2 separate regions of the Homo sapiens genome follow, and region 2 is linked to region 1. The links are chromatin loops, found by intact Hi-C in ENCODE. Cell type or tissue: heart right ventricle. All regions are shown on one strand.

What was found. Peaks named below come from ENCODE experiments on the same cell type or tissue, not always from the same donor. Only the 100,000 strongest peaks of a DNase experiment are listed, where the experiment ranks them.
Region 2: a loop joins it to region 1, with 2.9 times the contacts of the local background. A loop is called at or near these places in 22 of 110 quality-filtered maps.

What each region holds. Positions count from the first base shown.
Region 1 is chr17:7,019,104-7,024,103 of GRCh38, reverse strand. It overlaps BCL6B (BCL6B transcription repressor), which reads right to left and starts at 1,054. Exons shown (of 9, transcript NM_181844.4): 1 at 1,005-1,054; 2 at 254-444; 3 at 1-21. The coding sequence starts at 432. MIR497HG (mir-497-195 cluster host gene) reads left to right here and starts at 4,450. Exons shown (of 3, transcript NR_038310.1): 1 at 4,450-4,726. RefSeq lists a silencer at 1,961-2,100. In heart right ventricle, CTCF peaks have their summits at 1,721 and 1,932 (motif pointing right); DNase peaks (open chromatin) are centred at 303, 1,623, 1,923, 4,100 and 1 weaker place; H3K4me3 peaks cover 4,837 bases; H3K27ac peaks cover 4,794 bases; H3K27me3 peaks cover 1,325 bases.
Region 2 is chr17:6,746,719-6,751,718 of GRCh38, reverse strand. It overlaps the pseudogene RPL23AP73. Among named protein-coding and RNA genes, the nearest start is that of XAF1, 6.8 kb to the left of the region's middle. In heart right ventricle, a CTCF peak has its summit at 2,014 (motif pointing left); no DNase peak of the experiment used is centred here; H3K27ac peaks cover 172 bases.

The DNA.
Region 1 (5,000 bases):
AAAATTGAATAGAAGAAGCCACTAGAGAGAGAGCAGATAAGTCCTTTGGGGGCTGGGGAACCAAGGGAGACATGCGCAGCTTCAGGAAGCCCCGCCCCCTGAAAAAGTCCCGCCTCCTCACTATCACCCCGCCCCCAATTCTGGGACGCTCCGCCTCCTGCTTCTGAAAGACTTGGCTTCGGATTCCCTCTCAACGGCCCTGTGGTCCCACCCCTTTCCCATTTGGCCCCGCCCCAGGCCCCACCCCTCGAACCTGCAGGCGATGAGAACTGCCTTGTGTGCTCTGAGGGGTTGCCCGCCAACCAGCAGCGTGACGTCAGTGAGGATCCCGCGCAGGCGCAGCTCGTTGAGGTTGCCCAGCACGTCGGAGGAGTGGCGAGTGAACTCGCGGACGTAGCCCAGCGCTCCCTCCGGGGCGGCGGGGGAACCCATAGCGACACAGGCCTGTAGAGGCCGTGGAAAGTGCTCTGGATCCAGGCAGTCCTAAGACGCCTTCCCTCCTCTGTTTGCCTTTTCCTTCCGAGGTGCAACTAGAGCCAGGACTTCCAGCCCCTAGCCCCGGCACACGCAGCCTCCCTCCTAATTCTTCTTGTTCATTCTGCCCTCTACGACACCCTCGCTCCCTTGCCTCTTCCAGATCCCACAGCGCTTGGAGCCAGTTGAAGGTTCCACACCGCGGCGTCGTTGGCGAGCGTGGGGAATCCCGCGCCCATCGCCCTGGGTTCGACCCCCAGTGCCCCTCCAGCACCGCCACTCCCCTCTGCGCGCCTGTGTCTCAGGTGTCCAACCCTGCCTCGAGATCTCACGGCCTGCCGTCCACACACCTCCAAATCCCAGCCGAGGCTCCCTTCCCCGAACTACGGAATTCTGCGACTCCTATCTAGTCCCCAATCCCTAGTTTAGCCCAATTTCTGGGACTCAGGCTCGCTGATGGCAAGCTCCACACAAGCTCCTACCCTCTTGGGGGACCCAGGAGTCTGGCTCCCTCAGTCTCTTGTTCTTACCCCCGTCCTGCAGGGGCCGCGGCTTCTCTTCTTAAGGGGGGCGGGGTCTCTCTCCCCTCTTGGCCTCGGCTCCTTTATCTGGCCGGGATGTCGGGGGCGGGGGTGGAGGTGGGGTGAACGCCTGGGTCTGTATCCTTCCTTCCTCCCTCGCTCTCCAGATGGCGAGTCCAGGGCGGGGTCTCCGTCTCGAGGGCGGGACCTCAGAAACAAGGGGTGGTCGTAACGTAGGGGGTCTTGGGTCACTGCAAGTGGACACGAGGACGGGGATATTGGAATTGGGGAGGAGGTTAGGGATATCGAGGTTGGCAATACGGGAGTCTGAGTCGTCGGAAGGCCTGGGCCAGTGAAAATTGGTGTGTTGGCTTTTGGGAGGGTTTGCCAGGAGCCAACCTTTGCTGCAGGACAAAGTGCATACGGCAACCCCCTCTCCCTCTCTTGTACTGTGTTAAGGGAGAAAAGGGGGAGCCCAACGAGACAGCAGGTTTGGGCAGACGACAGTGGGCTCCCGTAGGGTCTCAGACGGGGAGGGTGTGGTGTGAATGACAGGCTACTCTACCCGGGCCTACAAAAAGGGGGGCTCTGGCCGGGCGGGGTACGGAGAGGGCGGATATGATTTCTAGTTGGTTTCCTTCCATTGTCCTGCGACCGGACGGCTCCGCCAGCTGCTTCCCCTCGAGGAGGTGGGGAAAGCCCCGAGGTGGGGGTGGAGGGGCGAGAGACGCTCGGGAGACCTAGGCGTCCGGCCTCTCTCGCTCCCGACTCTCTTCTGGGTCCTTGTAGGGATCCAGAGAGATGGACTCCCGCCCAAAGCCCGCTTGCTTTCCCCCAATCCCAGCTCACGAGGGCCTCGGGCACCCGCCCGTCGGCTACGCTTGGAGGCTGGCGGGACGCCGGGGTCCAGCGCGGCAAGTAGGCAAGGCTCGGCAATGTGCGGCTCCTTCCACGAGGGGGCGGCCGAGCACTGGCCTCGCCTCGCCCCTCGTCTCCACCCGGCCTGGGGTGCGCTCAGACCCGGGCGCAGGATCCATTTGGTCTGGGCGGCTGAAACCTTTAGCCTCCTCCCCTTTGCGCGGGTTTATTTTGCACCTCTGTCTCCTAGGAGGGGACTAGGGCTGGGCGGAGGGAGCTAGAGTTAGGAGACCGAGGGGACTTTCCCCTCAGGCTGGGGTTCCTACCCGAGGTGAGAAATCGCGGGCTTTAGGAGCCAGGGGAATGGGTGGGACAAGAAGCGGGACCTGAGCCTGGGAACTCCGGGTTTTCTTTTCGAATTAAGCTAGACACTGCTACCCAGATGTCTTTGGAGGTGACTTTTAATTGAACATTAAAATTGGGTGGGGTAAACGAGAAGGGAAAACAAGGAGGAGGGAGAGAGGGCAGGAGGGGGCTTAACCACCCTAATTTGAAGTCCCTGATCTGAGAGATGGGCATGGATCACACCCTCATATTTTGTTTCGGGAGACATTGCGGGCAGGCAAGGCAAAGCTCATTTGGAGAAGGGGTGCTAGAGCTGAATCCAGCTGCAAGGCAGAAGCTCCCCGGATTTGGGCTGGGGAGAGTGTACAGTTGGCCAGGAATGGCCGACCATGGTCCACGGGGCTGGATATCAGGCCCGGGGCCCTCCCCTTCAGACCGGAGTGTGTCTTTATTTGAATGCATGAAAGAACAGCTGAGAAACCGGGAACTGGGAAATTCAGGACGATGAGGTGGCTTTGACATGTGAGGGTTATTTAGGTCTCTGCCCAGCTTGGAGATGAGAATTAGACTAGGGGCTCTCCCTTTGGCATCAGGATGGAGTATTATTTGATCAGTTGTGGGGTGTCTGTTTATTATGGGGTGTTGATTTGATTGTGAGCACCGGTGGCTGCATTCAGCCTTTGAGGCCTATATGGTAAGTTTCAGGTATGGGGCTGACTTGGAAGTTACATTAGTTCTGGGGGTTCTGACACCCACAATTTGGAGATTGTGCTCACCTGTGTCATCTTGGACTATCAGCAGAACCAAAGTACTCATGCTGATTTGGGGGTGCAGTCTATTTTGGGGTGCCATCTAAGTTTCAAGGCTCAGATTAGATTTGGGGAATAAGTTCAATTTGGAGTTTTAAAAATTAGTTTGAGGTGGAACATTATAGGAAGCTGGGAGCAAGTTCGAAGCTTTCTGTGATTGGGGGTCCTGGGAGGGGGGAGCAAACTTTTATATTTGAGTCTTGTGGACACTCACGTTCCACAAAGTGGAAAGACGTGGGGTATTCCTGTGTATCCATGGATACCCAAGAAGCTTTTTCCCCAGGGGAGAAACAAGGTGAGGGCCGCGAGGACAGGAGACTAAAGTTCTGGGGTGTTCTTATTTTGGGGGTGTTTTGTCACTCTGGCTGCTTTTGGTGAAGCTAAGGGATAATCATAAGGTGAGACTGATTTGGGAGTTCACTTAATTTGGACCCTGGTTTGGGATGTCTTTTGCTTATAGTGCCCTCTCACCCCAGATTCTAGAAGTTTCTTTAGTGAACCCCCAAATAAGCCCAGGATTTGAAGGGAGAAACTTGGAAAGGGTGTGGTATCTCCTTTTATTATTATGTGGCTTGAGGGAGAAGAGAGGGAGAAAAGGCGGTTTCAGACTCTGAATCCCAATTTCTTAAGGGAGCACCCCTTAGTTTGGGGGAAGTTGGAGAAAAATGGGGTGTCCCTTGGCCAAGTGGGCACCCCTGACCAGGGCAGTGCTGTTGGAACTGTGGCAAGGAGGGGTGCTGGTGGGGTACAAGGAGGTGATTCTTGCACCCTGATTTTCTAGGATGAGCCCCAAACAGAAAGCAGACAGAGGACTGGGAGTGTGGGTGAGATGGCGGGGAGGGGTTCCCCACGGCAGCCGGGGCTACAGGGTAAGCCAGGCCAGCTCTTCGCGCCTGGGTCCCTTCTCTCTTCGGCCCTCCTCCCCTCTCTCCCTCCCACCGCCCACCCCCCCAACCCAAGAAAAAAAACTGCCTGTGCAACAGCAATGGCAGATTCCAATCCTCCAGGCTTTCCTAAACCACCACGGTGACCAGCCAGGGGGGAGGGGAAGGGAGGAACGGGCTTTCCTGCTTCCTTAAGACAGGGGCAATGAGCTTGACCTCCTGGCCCCTAGCCCTTTGAGGAGTGATTCCCCCCGGTCTGGAAGCCAGGTGTCCTGGACCCTAGCCCCCGAGCGGTGGGGGGGGCCTGGAGAGACGGGGAGGAGGAAGGAGGGAGTGACTTCCAAAATTGGCATCGGGACAGAGCAGGGCTGGCGGGAGGCAGGCAAAAGACGGAATTTTCCTGAAAAAACGGGGGTATCTGAGGACCCCAAATTTGGGGAGCTAGTCCAGGACCGTCCTCCCAACATCCTAGATTTTTTTGGGATTTTTTGGGGACCCCGGGACCCCTCTAGATGGGGTGAGGAATGTAGTGTTGGGTGAATCTGACTGGGGCATTGCAGCTGCCTCTCCCGCCGAGTTGGAGACGGATGGGCTGGGACGGGTTTTGGGGGGGTGTCCCCAATTCTGACTGGGAGTGGAGGAACCCCTCCTGAGATCTCTTGTGGGGGTGCCCCCTCCCCAGGGCACTCCCCAGTCCCTGAGCCAGCCGAGAGGAAGGAGGCCAGCGATGCGACTGGGGCGGCTCCTTTCTCCTGCACCCCAAATGTGAGGGATGCACCCTAAATTTTGCTCTTTTCAAAATAGGGGACCAGGATCTCAGGGGAGAGTAGCTGAGGTAAGTGGGGAGGGAAGTGTCCTCTGTTTTCAGGAGAGACGTGGCGGTTGGGGGGGAGGTTTGGAGGTGCGTGCTGGGGTGGGGTTGGCTTTGTCAGTCTTGGAATTGGGGGGATGATTGGAGAGGCTTTCTCTTATACCCCTAAACTGCAGCCCCCCAGACGGAAACCAAAGGCTGAGACCAGAGAGCCCCCCAACATCCCCAGCCGTTAGGATAGTGTTTAATTTCTCTTTCACCCCCCACAAAGGCTCTGCCGAGGTAGGAGCTGGGGGCA
Region 2 (5,000 bases), 270 kb after region 1:
CAGACTCTCATTTTAGGGAATAACTAGTGTTTTAATTTTTAAAAATGGAAACTTATGTTTCTTCCTACCCTGTCCTTGACATCACGTGGTCTTTCTTACAATGATTCACACTGGCTCCAAGATATTGTGTCCATCTCTTCTTCTTCTTCTTCTTCTTCTTCTTCTTTTTTTTTTTTTTTTTTTTTTTTTTTTTTTGAGAAGGAGTCTCGCTCTGTCGCCCGGGCTGGAGTGCAATGGTGCCATTTCGGCTCACTGCAACCTCCACCTCCCGGGTTCAAGCAATTCTCTGCCTCAGCCTCTTGAGTAGCTAGGATTACAGGCGTCCACCACCACATCAGGCTAATTTTTGTATTTTTAGTAGAAATGGGGTTTCACCATCTTGGCCAGGCTGGTCTTGAACTCCTGACCTCGTGATCCTTCTGCCTCAGCCCCCCAAAGTGCTAGGATTACAGGCATGAGCCACTGGGCCCGACCTGTCCATCTCTTCTTAATGTTCCATTTATAAGGTCATGCTGATACCTTAAAATTGGCCATAGTGAGAGTATTTAAACCGTGGAAATGGGCAAATGCTACAAATCGAGTATCTCCCCATCCCCAAGATCTGGCTGTTAAATACTTAGCAGCTCATCATTGTTTTTCTATCTCAGTAGCGACGGCTCCATGCAGAAGGCCAGGGTTATGTCTAAAAAGAAAAAGACAAAGTTAAAGAAAAGTTTACTGTTCCTTAATTATCTTGTTATCATGAAGATACAAAAATTCATTTGGAAGAGAGGTTGTAAGGATCAGCTTTTACATTGACATGTGAACTTATTTCCTCCAAAACAAAACGAATCAAAGGAAGGATATTAATTTGTTTGAGCAAATATGTCAGTATTTGTCAGGAAAAAAAAATTCAATGTCACGCCAAGTTGGCAGGATATTATTTTATAAAGCAGAGGGCATAGTCTGGGTTGAATTACTCCCCTATTCAAGTTTGTTATTACAAATTGTATTCGTGGAGAACAGCCTACTATATTCACTACTTAATTTTGATTGCTGATTAATGTTTTTGATAGCTAAATAGCCTATATACACCTGGCCCAGGGGCTACAATAACAAACAAAATGAAGTCTCAGCTCCTAGTGAGCTTGAATAGCAAGATATAATCTCACCCATGCATAGATATGATCTATTTTAATTGGAGTAAGTGGAGTGGTCAGATCATATCACCTTCATGGAAAGGTAAGACATGAGGGAGTCTAAATGTGTGTGTGTGTGTGTGTGTGTGTGTGTGTGTTGAATGCTGGAGGTGAGGGTGGTATGAGATAGGAAGGACATTTGAGGCAGAAGGCAGAGTACAGGGGAGTGGAACAGCATATTACTTTTGGGTAGATATATACCAAATATTTCATATGAGTATGGAAGCAATGGGAATGGATGATCTATGCCTTTTCTTCAGCAAGCAGTAAGTTGGGGAGCTACTTCCAATTCCATATTTTTTTTATGGTGAAAAGATATACATATATTTAGAATTAGCCAGCTGGACTCAGTTTAGATGATCCCAATTTCGTTGGTAACGTCCAAAGCATCGTAATCAGGAGCCAGTTGAACATATGCCTTCTTCTCTCCATCAGGCTGATCAGGGTGTTGACTGCGGCCACATCAATGTCACAGAGCTTCTTCACGGCCTATTTGATCTGGTGCTTTTTGGCTTTAACATCCACAATGAACATGAGTGTGTTGCTGCCTTCTGTCTTCTTCATGGCAGACTCAGGGGTCAGCAGAAACTTGATGATAGCATAGTGATCAAGCTTGTTTCTCCCAGGGGCGCTCTTCTGAAGATATCTGGGCTGCCTCAGGAGTCACAGTGTCTTGGGCGGCCAGAAGGTGGGTGGATCTTCTTTTCTTGTGGATCTTCTTTTTTATGTGGCTGTGGACACCTTTCAACACTGCCTTTAAAGCCTTTGCTTTGGCTTCTGCTTTAGGAGGGGCAGGAGCTTCCTTCTTCGCTTTTGGCGCCATCTTGTGAACAGGGTCCAATTCTGTATTTTAATTGGAGTGCTTAGTATATTAACATTTAATATAATTGTCGATATGGTTGAATTTAGGTCTGCAACATTATTGTCATTTTTCCTGTATGCCTCTTGTGTTTTGTTCCCGTGTTCCTCTTTTCTTGCCTTCTTTTGGATTCTTTGAATATTTTTTTGAATTCCATTTTAATTTATGCTTGGGGATGCATCACCTTCCTAGCACATTGATGTATGATCACCTGCCAGGTAGCTCACCTGAGCTTTAGTGTCCAGAGTTTTTACTGAAGGTCTTTCCATACATTTTAATTTCCCTTCAGCCTAAAGCACTTTTTATTTTGTAGTGTAGGTCTTTTGGCAATGAATTCTTTTTGTTGGTGGTGGTGTTTTTTGTTTTGTTTTGTTTATTTGTTTGTTTGTTTTTGAGATGGAGTCTTACTCTGCCACAGAGGCTGGAGTACAATGGCATGATCTTGGATCACTACAACCGGCACCTCCTGGGTTCAAGTGATTCTCCTGCCTCGCCTCCTGAGTAGCTGAGATTACAGGCATCCACCACCGGGCCTGGCTAATATTTGTATTTTTAGTAGAGACAGGGTTTCACCAGGTTGACCAGGCTGGTCTCAAACTCCTGATCTCAGGTGATCTGCCCATCTCAGCCTCCCAAAGTGCTGGGATTACAGGAGTGAGCCACTGCACCCAGCTGGCAATGAATTCTTTTAGATTTCTTTTATCTGAAAATTCCTTTATTTTGCCCCAATTCTTGAAGGCTATTTTCATTGGAAGTAGAATTCTGGGTTGACAGTTTATTTTTTCTTTCAGTACATTACAAATGTTATTTGGCCTCCATAGTATCTGGTGAGAAGTACATGGTCATTTGAGTTGTCATTCCCCTGTATGTAATCTGTCATTTTTCTCTGACAGGCATCAGGTTTTCTTTTTATCTTTGGTTTTCAGCAGTTTCATAATGATTTGTCTACACATAGATTTCTTCATCTTTATCCTGACTGGGGTTTGCTGAATTTCTTGTGCCTGTAAATTAATGTCTTTCACCAAATTGGGGAAAATTTCAGCCATTGTTCTGCAAGATTTTTTTCTGCCCCATTCTTTGTCTCTTTCTCTGGGACTCATTAAAAGTGTCTTAGACATTTTGATGTTGAGGATCTCTTCTATTTTATTTTTTTTCTTCAGATTAGATAATTTCTGTTGATCTAGTTTCAAATTCACTGACTCCTCTGTCATCTTCTAACTGCTGTTAATTTTTAATTTTAGATATTTTAATCAATTTTAGAACTTCCGCATGGTTTATTTGTATAGTTTTTATTTATCTGCTGAGATTTTCCATTTGTTTATTTATTACAGATATATATTTTTCTTTACATGATTATGCATGGTTACAACAGGTGTTTTAAAATCCTTGTCTAATAATTACAACATATGGGTCATCTTGGATTGGGCTTTTGATTGTATGTTCTCTTGAGAAGGGATCACATTTATCTGTTTCTTTGCTTTTCAAGTAATTTGGGATTGAATTCTAGACATTGTGAATATTATGTTGTATAGATGCTGGCTTCTTTTAGCTCCCTCTGAAAACCATTGATTTTTGTTTGTTTGTTTGTTGCAGGCAGTTAACTGGCGGGATGCAAAGGCAATCTTTGATTCTCAAGTCTCAATTTGGGCTCTTTTTGTTTCTTTCCAAGATCAAGATACAATTTATTGGCCGGGTGCAGTGGCTCACGCCAGTAATCCCAGCACTTTTGGAGGCCGAGGCAGGCAAATCACAAGGTCAGGAGTTCAAGACCAGCCTGGCCAATATGGTGAAACCCCGTCTGTACTAAAAATACAAAAATTAGCCGGGCAAGGTGGCAGATGCCTGTAGTCCCAGCTACTTGGGAGGCTGAGGCAGGAGAATCGCTTGAACCCAGGAGGCAGAGGTTGTAGTGAGCCAAGATCGGGCCACTGCACTCCAGCCTGGGAGACAGGGCGAGACTCTGTCTCAAAAAAAAAAAAAAAAAATTTCTTTATTTTACTTGACTAAAATTTCTGTGTTCTTTAAAAAAAAAGAACATATAATAGTTACACATATTTTGGGAGTACATGTAATATCTTTATACCTGTATACAATGTGTAATAATTAAATCAGTATAATTGAGATATTCATCTCCTCAAACTCAGTTTAGATTTTTAACTAGGTTACTTAGAACTTCTCTCCTGTGTATGTAATTCAGGGGTCATCCAGGGATTTGGGCAGAGTTTATTCGCAGAATTTAAGGCTTCCCCTCTCTGCACTCTCCTTTCTGAGATTTCACCATTACTTTCCAGCTGCTGCGGTTGTCCTCAGGTTCTTTAGGACAGAAAGACAGTGACTTCCCTATTAGAGCTTTAGATAGCCTAGGTGCTCTGCCCTTATACTAGAAGCTGTGAAAATAGAAACTCACTCAATACAGTTTCCTGCTTCCACGTGTCAACTAATGTTGGGATTTTCACAAGCGTTGGGTAGTGCAGTTCCCTTAAGTGTTGACTCCCTCCAGAATCTGTATTTTTTTATCCTCCAGTGCATTCAGGTTGTTTATTGTGGTACCTTGTCCAGAATTTATAGTTATTATTTATGGGAATATCGGTATGATTGCAATGAGTTGGGGAGTAACTTGGAGATGAGAAATTTTTTTAATTTTTAATTTTTGTGGGTATATAGTAGGTGTATATATTTATGAAATACATGAGATATTTCGATATAGACATGCAAGGCATAATATTCACATTGGGATTGGGTATCCATCACCTCAAGTGTTTATACTTTCTTTTACAAACAACCCAATTATACTCTTATTTATTTATTTATTTATTTATTTATTTATTTATTTATTTTCAGATGGAGTCTCACTCTGTCACCTGGGCTGGAGTGCAGTGGTGCGATCTTGGCTTACTGCAAGCTCTGCCTCCCGGATTCACACCATTCTCCTGCCTCAGCCTCCCAAGTGCTGGGACTACAGG